Linked DNA regions of Homo sapiens: regions 1 and 3 are each linked to region 2. A link is a contact called in ENCODE Hi-C or POLR2A ChIA-PET data. All regions are on one chromosome and are shown on one strand. The core of a region is the stretch at or near the end of the contact, and the rest is flanking DNA. Distances in the headings are between cores, read along the strand shown.

Evidence for each region. Hi-C counts contacts between places; a loop is a spot of excess contacts on that map. ChIA-PET counts read pairs that join two places held with the same protein, here RNA polymerase II (POLR2A). Pooled maps may share reads with other maps.
Region 1: a loop to region 2 is called in a map of B cell, with 2.9 times the contacts of the local background. The contact joins two enhancer-like sites. A Hi-C loop is called at or near these places in 7 of 168 maps with a recorded cell type or tissue (B cell, CD14-positive monocyte, GM12878 and 3 more), 31 of 37 single-sample maps with no recorded cell type and 15 of 50 pooled maps. POLR2A ChIA-PET finds 5 or more read pairs at or near these places in 10 of 52 experiments (BJ, CD8-positive, alpha-beta memory T cell, GM10248 and 7 more).
Region 3: a loop to region 2 is called in a map of prostate gland, with 11 times the contacts of the local background. The contact joins two enhancer-like sites. A Hi-C loop is called at or near these places in 21 of 168 maps with a recorded cell type or tissue (B cell, CD14-positive monocyte, GM12878 and 14 more), 24 of 37 single-sample maps with no recorded cell type and 19 of 50 pooled maps. POLR2A ChIA-PET finds 5 or more read pairs at or near these places in 15 of 52 experiments (A549, Caco-2, GM10248 and 11 more).

Annotation. Positions count from the first base shown.
Region 1 is chr22:42,886,132-42,889,765 of GRCh38, forward strand. PACSIN2 (protein kinase C and casein kinase substrate in neurons 2) reads right to left here. Exons shown (of 11, transcript NM_001184970.3): 5 at 2,512-2,667. Among named protein-coding and RNA genes, the nearest start is that of ARFGAP3, 31 kb to the left of the region's middle. Within about 2 kb of position 2,165, at least 8 of the 41 ENCODE cell types and tissues checked have a DNase peak (open chromatin) inside an H3K27ac peak, as active enhancers do; they include B cell and CD14-positive monocyte, where a contact is called at or near this core.
Region 2 is chr22:42,927,752-42,931,294 of GRCh38, forward strand. The region is part of intron 1 of PACSIN2 (protein kinase C and casein kinase substrate in neurons 2); the gene reads right to left. Among named protein-coding and RNA genes, the nearest start is that of ARFGAP3, 72 kb to the left of the region's middle. RefSeq lists a silencer at 3,056-3,135. Within about 2 kb of position 1,665, at least 21 of the 41 ENCODE cell types and tissues checked have a DNase peak (open chromatin) inside an H3K27ac peak, as active enhancers do; they include B cell, CD14-positive monocyte, gastrocnemius medialis and 2 more, where a contact is called at or near this core.
Region 3 is chr22:42,966,667-42,970,353 of GRCh38, forward strand. All of the region lies in intron 1 of PACSIN2 (protein kinase C and casein kinase substrate in neurons 2), which reads right to left. Among named protein-coding and RNA genes, the nearest start is that of PACSIN2, 47 kb to the right of the region's middle. Within about 2 kb of position 1,450, at least 8 of the 41 ENCODE cell types and tissues checked have a DNase peak (open chromatin) inside an H3K27ac peak, as active enhancers do; they include gastrocnemius medialis, psoas muscle and sigmoid colon, where a contact is called at or near this core.

The sequences.
Region 1 (3,634 bases), core at 915-3,414, 41 kb before region 2:
CTGCCCTCAGCCTGTGCCGACCCTGCTAGCCCCAAGTCCTGCCCCCAGCACAGGCCAGGTACTCAGCAGGGTCATCACTGTTCTGGAAATCCCCTTGCAGGGCATAGAAAGTTCTCAGCGAACACCCATGGAGTAAAACAAGAGGCGGCCTTCACCCTTAGGTGGATTGTAATATTTTAGCACTAAATGCAAAAAGTTCTTTTATGATGGATGCTACAAGATGTAGTTGATGGCTGATAAGAAACATGAAAGTACATGTGCAACCAGTCAGCAATGGTATGTATGTAGGTAGGTAGGTAGGTAGGTAGGTAGGTAGGTAGGTATGTATGTACCTACCTACTTACCTACTTTAGAGATGAGGTCTCACTCTGTCACCCAGGCTGGAGTGCAGTGGTGTGACCACAGCTTGCAGCAGCCTTGAACTCCTGGGCTCAAGCAATCCTCCCGCCTCAGCCTCCAAAGTAGCTGGGACTACAGGCACGTGCTACCACACCCAACTAAGTTTTTAAATTTTTTGTAGAGATGAGGTCTCACTATGTTTCCCAGGCTGTGTGCTGGATTTTGGAAACTGCGTCAAGAAGGGTGGTGGGGAGGGACTGGCCTCCTCTCCAGAGCTCTAGGCACACAAGGACCTCTCATATCCTGCAGTCACTGGCCAGACCAAAGAGGCAGGGAGGGTCCCAGGAGGGAACCCACTACAAACTGTCCCAGTCATCCTGCCAGGCGCTTATGTCCAACCTCGAGCCCTGGGCCTGTTCTGCAAAAGCCTGAGTTGATGTTCTGGGTGGCTGTCAAACATGAAAGGCCTCTTCCTCTCCATCTCTGTCTCCCTTTCTCTCACACAGGCACGCCCCCGCCCAACATGGAGAAGCCCCATCTTTCCTCTAGGCACCTTTTTGGGCACCTGATTCCCTGGGATTCTGGCAAAGGCCCGAGAGTTCTCCCGGACCTTGTGCTTCTTGAGCCCAGGTGCCTCCCACTCAGTAGTTGGTTCCAGGCTCCTCACCTGATCCCACCGTGGAGGCACCTGGGCTGCTTCAAAAGCCCAGATTCCTGGCTCCAGCAATGGGAGTGAGAGGGGTTTCCCAGAGGATTCTGACACTTGGTCTGAGTGACGAACTCTCGTGTAGATGACGTGTTCCCCTTGCTACACCGACGGCATAGCAGTGAGGAACAGTGGAGAAAGGGCATATGTATGGGCTTGAGGTCAGAAGTTCCTGCTCTCACCTGCTGGATGGCACGTGACTTAACCTCTCTGATCTTGGTTTCCTCATTCACAAAACAGGGATGCCACCACCTAACTGACAGGGGCCAGGAAAGGCTGGTGGGTAGTGAAACCAGCTTAGGCCTCTTGCCTCCCCTCTGCCCATGTCCTCTTCCTGGAGTGCAGCCTCTCTCTACCTCATTCCGTCTCTCTCTGCAAATCCTGGTTGGGAATCTCCTCTCCAAACACCGAGGCAGGGCAGGCCCTCGGCAATCACACCCCCCAGCCCTCACCCCTCATGGCTGACCAAAGGAGGGGAGGTGGGGCCGAGGGCTGAGCCCCTCCCTTCCTGTGAACTTTTAAATCACAAGACGATGACGCTGTCTGGTTTTAAGTCCTGTGACTCCAGGACCTTCCAGGCAGAATCACTTATCTACACCTGCGGAGCATGTAATAGTTTACACAATGATTTCTCATTAACCCATGGGGCAGAAAATCTCCGCTTCACAACAGAAATGGAAGGGCACCCATGATGCCACAGTGCCTGGTCACGGTCTCTCCTTGGCCAAAGACCACCCTTCTGCCACCCCTGGCTCCACAGCCTCTGCCTCACTTTCGGGGCCTGTCACTGTGGAGACTGCAGGGCCCCTCCATCCTCCCTCCCACCTGGCTCCCCCAGACAAGCGCTCCCAGCCTGCAGTCCCTCCCCCAGGTCTCTGCCCCCAGCCCCTCTCCCTACACAAGCAGAGCAATCCTTCTAAACCATCTCACCCTCCTCACCTCCTCCCTGATCCCACCCAGGCTCAGGCCTTCCTGAGTGGCTCCTGGTCAGCAGCATCCTAAGCTCCTTACTCAGCCTGGCTGTCCAGGCCACTGGTGATTTGGTCCTCATAACCCTCCATACCAGCTCACACCACACCCATTCACACCCACCACTGGCCACAACCATTCACACCTGCCACCAGCCACACCCATTCACACCCACCACTGGCGACGCCCATGTTGGCACAAGCAGCTCCCTGCAGCAATCCCAGCTGTCCTTGTGTCTCTGAGCACCAAGAGCTGTCTCTTACCCCTGGCTTGCCCAGAGCCTGGCTCTGTCCCTTGACTGAGCAGGTACAGTGGCTATGGTGAGGCGAGGTGCTAGGGCACTCACCTGTGGCCTTCTTGAGGACAGGGGTGTGTTTTATTGGTTATTTATCCCTCTATCCACCCATTCACCCAAGCAGTTACAGAAGGCTATATGCCAGACACGTCAACAACTGACACGGTGACACTCGACGTGTAAAAACAAGTGTACAGTTTACCTTAAGAACATCTTGCTTGCACTTTTCTATTTTGTCTTGCAATTTCTTGAGCTGTTCAGGGTTGAGGGATGGGTCTGCCTTGCTGTTGGCTTCTCGTGAGATAGCCAGCTTCTCCTCTTTGCACGCTGCATGGTGGGCTTTCTTTGCTGCTTCTACCTACAGGGAGAATGAGTTCCTGAATGCCATGTCACTGGGAGTTCAGGATCCTCACTAGAAGTCACACAGACCATGGGAATGCTTGTGCTACCAAGAGGGGAGAAAAAGGCAGGTACAAAATTGTATGTATACTATCATAGCAACCAGTCACAACAGGAACGCACTCAACACATATTCATGGAGTACTTGCTTGTCCTGTGCATGGTTCGAGGCACCAGGAACACAGCAAGAAACACAAGGTCTTTGTGAAGCTTTCATTTGAGTTGCAGGAGGCAGATACAGTATAGGAAAAGTTACATGCCAGAGTCAATTAGAGGGCATTAAGTGTAGGGGAGGACAACTGAGACGGAGCATGGGGTGGGTGGAGAAAGCCACTGAGATGACATGGAACACGCACATGGAGCACGCACATGGAACACGCACATGGAGGGGTTATGGGCATCCCAGGAAGACCATGCCAGGCCGCAGGATCGGCAAATACAAAGAAAGTTCCAAGGAGGAACCCAGCATGAGAGAGAGGACCATACTAGGGGGCAGGGCCATCAGCCACATTTCCTCTGGTTTTAATGGTTTTTACACACACACACACACACACACACACTCTTAACAGATCCTTCCTTATTTGAGCCAAAGCCACAAATTTCATTCTAGAGGGAAGGAGGAGTTTATTAGCAAAGGCCTCATGAGACACAGACAGTTTCATTATGAATGGGGCCAGGGACAAAACAGAAGAGAAAGGAGATGTGACAAAAGCTAAGACACAGAGAAAAGGAGACACAGAGAAAACCATCCGGAAGGACAGAGGCATGTTCTGGATGATTCTGAGGCGGAGGAAGGCAGCGCAAGGCCAGAGAACATCTGGGTGTTGGGGGTGGCACATCTACCGTCTACTCCATTCCAGCTAGGAATGGGGGGCGAGGCTGCAGGCAGGGGCGGGGCACACAAGCTGAGGGCTGGGGTGGACAGA
Region 2 (3,543 bases), core at 415-2,914:
TAATTTTGTATTTTTAGTAGAGATGGGGTTTCGCCATGTTGGTCAGGCTGGTCTCGAATTCCAGACCTCAGGTGATCCGCCTGCCTCAGCCTCCCAAAGTGCTACAATTACAGGCGTGAGCCACCGTGCCCGGCCTCAGTCATTTTTAATGGCTGTAAAACGTCATGTCATGGTCCCATACTCCACTGAGCCGAGCCCTCATGTCCAGATGTTTGGGTTTCCAGGTAGTCCTCAGGCGGAGCCCAGGTTGGGGATGTCATGGCACATGCAGCTTCCACTTCTGTCCCACTGTTTCCCTGAGGCTCTCTGGCTCACACATTCCAAAGAGAGTTGAAGAACCTCTGGATACAGTTTAAAGAGCAAGATTTCAATCTGACATCCTCAATCTACACTTAAGGGGCAAACCATAAACCCTTGAGAAAGGACGGGAACACACCCGGAGAGGCATAGGAGGAAAATGGCCCAAAGAAACACCTTGGCTAAAAAATGTCGCTGCCTCTGAAGTCCTTAAAGTGATTCACTGTCTCTTCACGTGCTGAATCTGAGAGTGCTGTAGGCGATGAAATATCACCTGCCATCTTACACATGCATCAGAAATGGACAGAAGGAGGAAAGAAAAGAAGGTGTTCACATAAAACAAGACTTCAGTTGCTGTGGAGGCAGGTGAGCCTCACATAGCTTCTAATTTCATGCATCAGAGTACAGAAATCAGGTTGGTTTTGTTTTTATTTTTAAGAAACTTCAAATACATAAGCCTCATTTGTGAAATTTTAGATGTGAAACTCCTTTAATATGTAAGTTGTCAGAGTGTTTCACTGGGCCTGATGGACTGATGCTCATTAAACTCAGTAGATGGTGTTAATGTCTGAAGACAATGAAGTACACCCCAAAATAGTGGTGGAGGCACTTGTAGGTAATCAGGCTGGTGAAGGGAATCACTGGGTATACCCTACCTGGAACACCAAATTTAAGGAAAAATACACACAAATACATATACCTCTAAACAAACAAAATCAATAAAGCTACACTGAACATAATTTCATTTTTGATAATTCTGAAGTCATTTTTTACACTTACAAAGAGCTCTCAGTGCCAAAATTTAGAAGCCTCATCCCAAATTTGCCATTAAACAGCAATGGGACATTGGGCAAGTCCCTTATCTTCTCAGCATCCAACTACTTTCACATGAAAAGAAGAGAGTGGGATTCAACAAGCTCTTAGAGTTCTCTGAGTTTAAAATGTTTTAAGACAGCCTCCTATAAGCAGGAGATTATGGAAGAATAAACGTGAATTAAAGCCGAGTAATTATAAGAGTGTGTATGTGCAGTGAGCATGGCTGCAAAGATCCTCCCTACTTCATCAGATCCAGGCCTGACGGCCGCCCTGTGCAACTATACTCACCAGGACCCCAATGTCCGGGCTTGAGCTCATTATCAGGGTCTCACTGTGAAACAAGCCACAGTCAGCATAAAGAAAGTCCATGCTTCCCAAGCACGTCCACATCACATAAATTACTTACAATGTTGGTAACACAAGGTCTCATCTATGCTACAAGTCCTGCCCACATACAGAGGCTAAAATTTAAAGGGAAAGTCAACAGCAATTAATATTTGTATCTTGCAAAACCAGTAAAAAGTGCTCTGACTCTGGGTCCCAGGACTTCTCATTGAAGATGCTGTCAATAGCTTCTGAGAACTGAAACACAGTGACAGCACTGGGCTCAGTGGATTGTGAAATGTTCAGTGGGAGTGGCGTGCCTACGAATGGCTTGATCCTGCTTCCAAAGTACAGGCAAAAGAATGAGTATCTCAGAACTCCAAAACGATCCTGTCTGGTTTCTTTCCAGGTTCTTTTGTTCACCTTTTAGAATGGATGTCATACTAATCACACAGCTGGGGACATCTTTCCAATTGTGTGACGTCTGCTCCAGAATGATGGTCTACTTCAACTCGGACAAGGCAGGAGAGTGACCCGCCACCCGGGGCTCCAAACAGAGCCCTGCCCTTTCAGGTCTTCGTACCTCCCTTCACAGTATCCTTCTCCCTCAAACAGCCTCCCAGATGAGTGTCAAGATACTAATTATTCTTTAAGATCAAGATCAGATGCCACCTCTTTCATAAAGACTTCCTTTATTCCCAAATGTCAGCTCTGCTGCCTGGCCTGCCTGCCTGTGTTCCTCTCACACAGGGCTCCTTCCAATCAACCTCAGATGGAGGGCGGTCATCCAGGCATCTGTCTCTCCCAAGAGACCTAAGATCCTTGAGGGCAGGAACCACATGGAGTTTATTTTTGTGTCCCAATCCTAGCACAAAGTTCGCCGTGTTAAATATGAATGCCATGCTTTTCTCATCGCGAACCATGAGGTGACTTGGGAACAGAGCCATGCACAAAACGAGACAGAGGAAGTCTAGGTCTCTGACAGTGTGGTGTGCCCACCAGCCATGCCACCTCTGGACTCTGCAGATGAGAGGAATAAACTTCTCTTTAAGCCACTATTATTTTGAGGGTCTCTGTGACATGCAGCCTAACTCACACACTTTCCTGCTACCTGTGCTCTCTGCCCCAATTCCACAGCCACAACATGCAGCAGCACCAGGACCTCTGGGTTTGGGCCCTGGACACACTCAGCACCTTTGTCTCAGCTCTCAGACCTTCTCTGGACCCTCCTGTCCTCGTGTCTCACGCAGAGCCTAGCACAGATGAGGCACCCACTCAATCCTGACCCAAGAAGTACATGGATACCCACGTTCACACCACATAAACAAGGGAAAAAGTTATTCAATAAACTAATTTTGAAAATGATTGTCTTTTAAATTAATCAAAATGTTTCTAAAATGCATTTGGAAGTATGAAAGTAGGTCATTTTGAAATAACAAAAGGCACGCTCATAAAAAGCAAAAATACCTCCATGGTTTTGGTTATCCAATTTCTCAATCTGGTTTGGGTCAGTGGGAAAGTTTAAGAATTAAAAAATGAAAGTTTTTGACAGTTCAAGTTCAAAAGTAAATTTATAGATGAAGAAACAGAGGCATAAGAGTGTTTAAATAACGTGCCCAAGTCACACAACTAGTAAGGGGCAGAGCTTGGATTCAAACCCAGACCAGGTGCTCCAGAGCCTCCCTGAGCCACCAGGCTGTGCTGCCTCCTGCATGAGACACAGGCAACAAAAGACACCAAGGAAAGGCAGAGGTGAGTCACGTGTGCGTGACTCTGAAGAGTGACAGGCTGGATGCTAAGGGAGGCAGCATGCCAACCCGAGTCCAACAAGAGTAGAATGTTGACAGGAATTCTTTCATTCACTCATTCATTCGCTCAGTGTTCACTGCATGCCTATTCCAGACGCCTGCCTGCTCAAACAGCTCAAGGTGTTGAGGGAGGCAGACACCTAACTCACACCTGCCTTGTTCACAGTTGTATCCCACGGCTGGGCACAGCACCTGGCTTACACGAGGCAATGATATGTGAGAAGCAGCAATGAATGAATCCCAGCCTTGCTGCAAACCAGCTGGGTAACCAGGGGCACGTTACTTAACCTTCCTGAAC
Region 3 (3,687 bases), core at 200-2,699, 39 kb after region 2:
TTATGCATTTTATAGAATCCCCAAATGCCACAGAAGAAGCAACATCTAGATTTCTAGCACATCTCAGTTAAGATGTCACGCAGCCTCATGGTCCTGGCAACAGCTTGAGCCTTCTCTGGGCAACACATTAAAAATGGAAGATGATCCAAGAAAGATCTGAAATTCAAAAGGAATGTGAGCAAGGTTCCTGGTGAGTCTGTGGGTATTTTCAGGAATAAAGTCAGGGGCATGTTATGTTAATGTTTTATCGGTGTGATTTTTTTCCCCTCATTTATTTATAGTTTAATTCAGCCATCTGACAAATATTTTTCAGCACTGTCCAGGCTCTGGAAGTTACAAACTAAATAATTAACTTAAACGAACTTGTCCGTAAGCAGCTTCAAGTCTGGTAGGGTAGACGGACGAGTACCCAGAGGACCATGCAGGGTGACAGGTGCTCCGTAACAGAAACTAGGCAGGGAATGTGGAAGGTGGGGCTGGGACAGGGGGCCAGGAAGAGATGTGAGAAGATGCCCAGGAAGGCTGGACTCTGAGCTGAATCACGTAAACAAGGGCCGTGTCCTGCTGCACCTCTGGCTGTGGCCTCCCCTCTTTGGCTGGGGCTTCCTCCTCCCTCAAAGGAGAGCAGGGACCAGATAGAAGATCCCAATGTTACTGATCAGGGCTTTTTCCTGAGGGCAGGAAAGGCAGCCAACACAAGGCCGCCAACTTTATTTTGCCCCCTAAGGACATTTAAAAAAGAAAAAGACCTATCACTCCCATTATTTCATTTCAGACATTTTAACACCAAAAGACAGGTAATACAACCCCAGAATCAATGAAAAGCCTTAAACTAAAGATCTTTAACTTTGTAACAGAATAATTATACTGTTGGTGTTTCATCGTCTAGCATGATAGTGAAACTGGCATTGTGAGTTGGTGTTTAGAAACCCTGCAAATGGGCCGGGCGCGGTGGCTCACGCCTGTAATCCCAGCACTTTGGGAGGCCGAGGCGGGCGGATCACGAGGTCAGGAGATCAAGACCATCCTGGCTAACATGGTGAAACCCCATCTCTACTAAAAATACAAAAAATTAGCCGGGCGTGGGGGTGGGCGCCTGTAGTCCCAGCTACTTGGGAGGCTGAGGCAGGAGAATGGCATGAACCCGGGAGGCAGAGTTTGCAGTGAGCCGAGATCACGCCACTGCACTCCAGCCTGGGCCGCAGAGCGAGACTCCATCTCAAAAATAAAAAGAAATCCTGCAAATGGATGATCAAATTAGGTACTTTACTGAGTGCATATTTTATGACATTTTATACACGCTCCTCAGATCTTTATATACAATGATATACTCAGGATATACACTCATGATAACCTTGCAAGGTGGGAGTACTGCGCCAGTTTTCAGATGAGAAAACTACAGGTTTGGGGAAGTGGCTTGCCCACAGTTGCACAGCAATGGTAGCGCGGGAAGCTGCAACCCTGGCTCCCTCTGACGGCCGAGTGTGTCCTGGACCTCCACAAACAGCGTGACACTGCAAGACAGCTGTGGGTGATTGCAACGGCTCCTCCCAGAACTAAACATCTGTTTCACTGTTGTTGTTTTGGGGAAGGCAAAGGAAGAGTTCAAGTCTGCCACCTTTTTTTTCATAGTCCCTAATAACCAACTCAAACCCTTAGTGAAACCAGGAAGGGTATAAATATGTAAGAAAATGAAATCGTGGTGCCAAGCATTCCAGGACGCTACCATTATCTTCTCCCTTCTCCTTCTATATTTTGGATCAGTGCTGGGGAAAAAGAAAATGGGCAAGATGGGAAAAGAAATAGGTAGCATTTGAACCCTTATTCGAGATTTTCAATACTTGGCATGTGTCATGGTTAGTTTTAGAGTTTTAGGTGTCAACTTGACTGGAACACCTAGGAAAACCTAGAAACCTAGTAAAGCCTGATTTTGGGGTGTGTCCATGGGGCTGTTTCCAGAAGAGACTAGCACATTAGTGTGAGTGGATGAGGTGGGGAAGAGCCACCATCAATAAGGGCAGGCACCATCCAATCTGCCGGGGGCCTAAAAAGAACAAAAACAGGAAAAGGGCAAATGTGTCTATCAATGTCCTGGAGCTGGGATGCACTCACCTCCTGCCTTGGGCCACGGAACCCCAAGCTTGCCAGCCTTTGGACTCCTGGACTTATACCAGCGGCCCCTGGGTTCTTAGGCCTTCAGCACTGGACTGAGAGCTACATGACTGGCTTCTCTAGTTCTGGGGCCCTCAAATGTGGACTGAGCCCCACTACCGGCATCCCAGAGTCTCCAGCTTGCAGGCAGCCTGTCATAGAATTTCTCAGACTCTACAACCATGTGAGCCAATTCCCCTAATAAACTGCTTCTTATCTATCTATCTCCATCCATCCATCCATCCATCCATCCACCCTATTGGCTCTGACTAATACAGCCACGTAGTAAGTATACATCTAAAGCCTCTAGGCAAGTGTTACATAAATACAACTTAAAAGACATGGTCACTAACTTCTAAAAGCTTCCATTCTCAGTTTGAAATATGGAGATAATTATAAATAGAATACCAACTATAAACTTAAAAGTGTATCTCATTTTACAAATTTCTTTTCAACAAATGATCATGACATTACATGGTAAACTTTCTTTGTATTCTATAAATGTATTCCAACTAATCTGTAACCTCATTTCAATTGGAATTCTTTTCTGATGGCACACCAGTGATTTTTCTCCCTGAAAGATGTTAAGGAATATTATTATTACCCTGTTATTAGCAGTACCACTTAACACTGGTTTAGATGCAAGTTTTTCTTCTTATGGAGGCCTTGGGGAAGAACCAAATACATTTAAGATGAGTAATCCTCCCACCTCAATAACTCTGGCAACGATGACCATTGTAACACCGGCATTATCCAAGCAATATGGGATTGATTATCGCTGTAGATTGGAAATAGTTTTCCCTTCTCCTACGTAGTTTCTACGTAGAAAGTAGAAACTAGGTCAGGCACAGTGGTTCATGCCTGTAATTCCAGCACTCTGAGAGGCCGAGGCATGATGATCGCTCGAGTCCACGTGTTCGAGACCAGCCTGGGCAACATGGAAAGAACCCATCTCTACGAAAAATTTTTAAGCTGGGCTTGATAGTGCACAGCTGTGGTCCCAGCTACTCAGGAGGGTGAGGCTGCAATGAATCATGATCCCACCACTGCACTCTAGCCTGAGTGACAGGGTGAGATGCTGGCCCTTAAAAAAAAAAAGAAAAAGAAAAAAAAAAGAAAAGAAACTAGAATGACCCCCCGTTTCAACAAGTATCAACACATGGCCAATCCTGTTTCACCTGTGATGTGAAAACTGTAGAATGCTCACAAAATCACAGAACCCAAATGCATCTCCACCTGACCTGGCATGCCCCCTTCGACACTGGCACCACAGCCCAAGTCCTCACGCTGGGAAGAGGCACAAAGCAAGCAGAGCAGGGTCCTGGCCTGAAGGGATCAGCAATCTTTTGGGGAACCAGTGCCACCTGAATCACATTTAAAAAGGAGAACGACTAAAGTAAACCCGCAAGGTTAACATCACGGTGGTGAGTCATGGCAGTATCAGGTGCCTCCTGAGATGATGTAATGAAAAGGGCACTTCACCTCTGTGGGACTCTCCCCAAATTCATCCACCAATCTAATACTAGGAAAAATCAT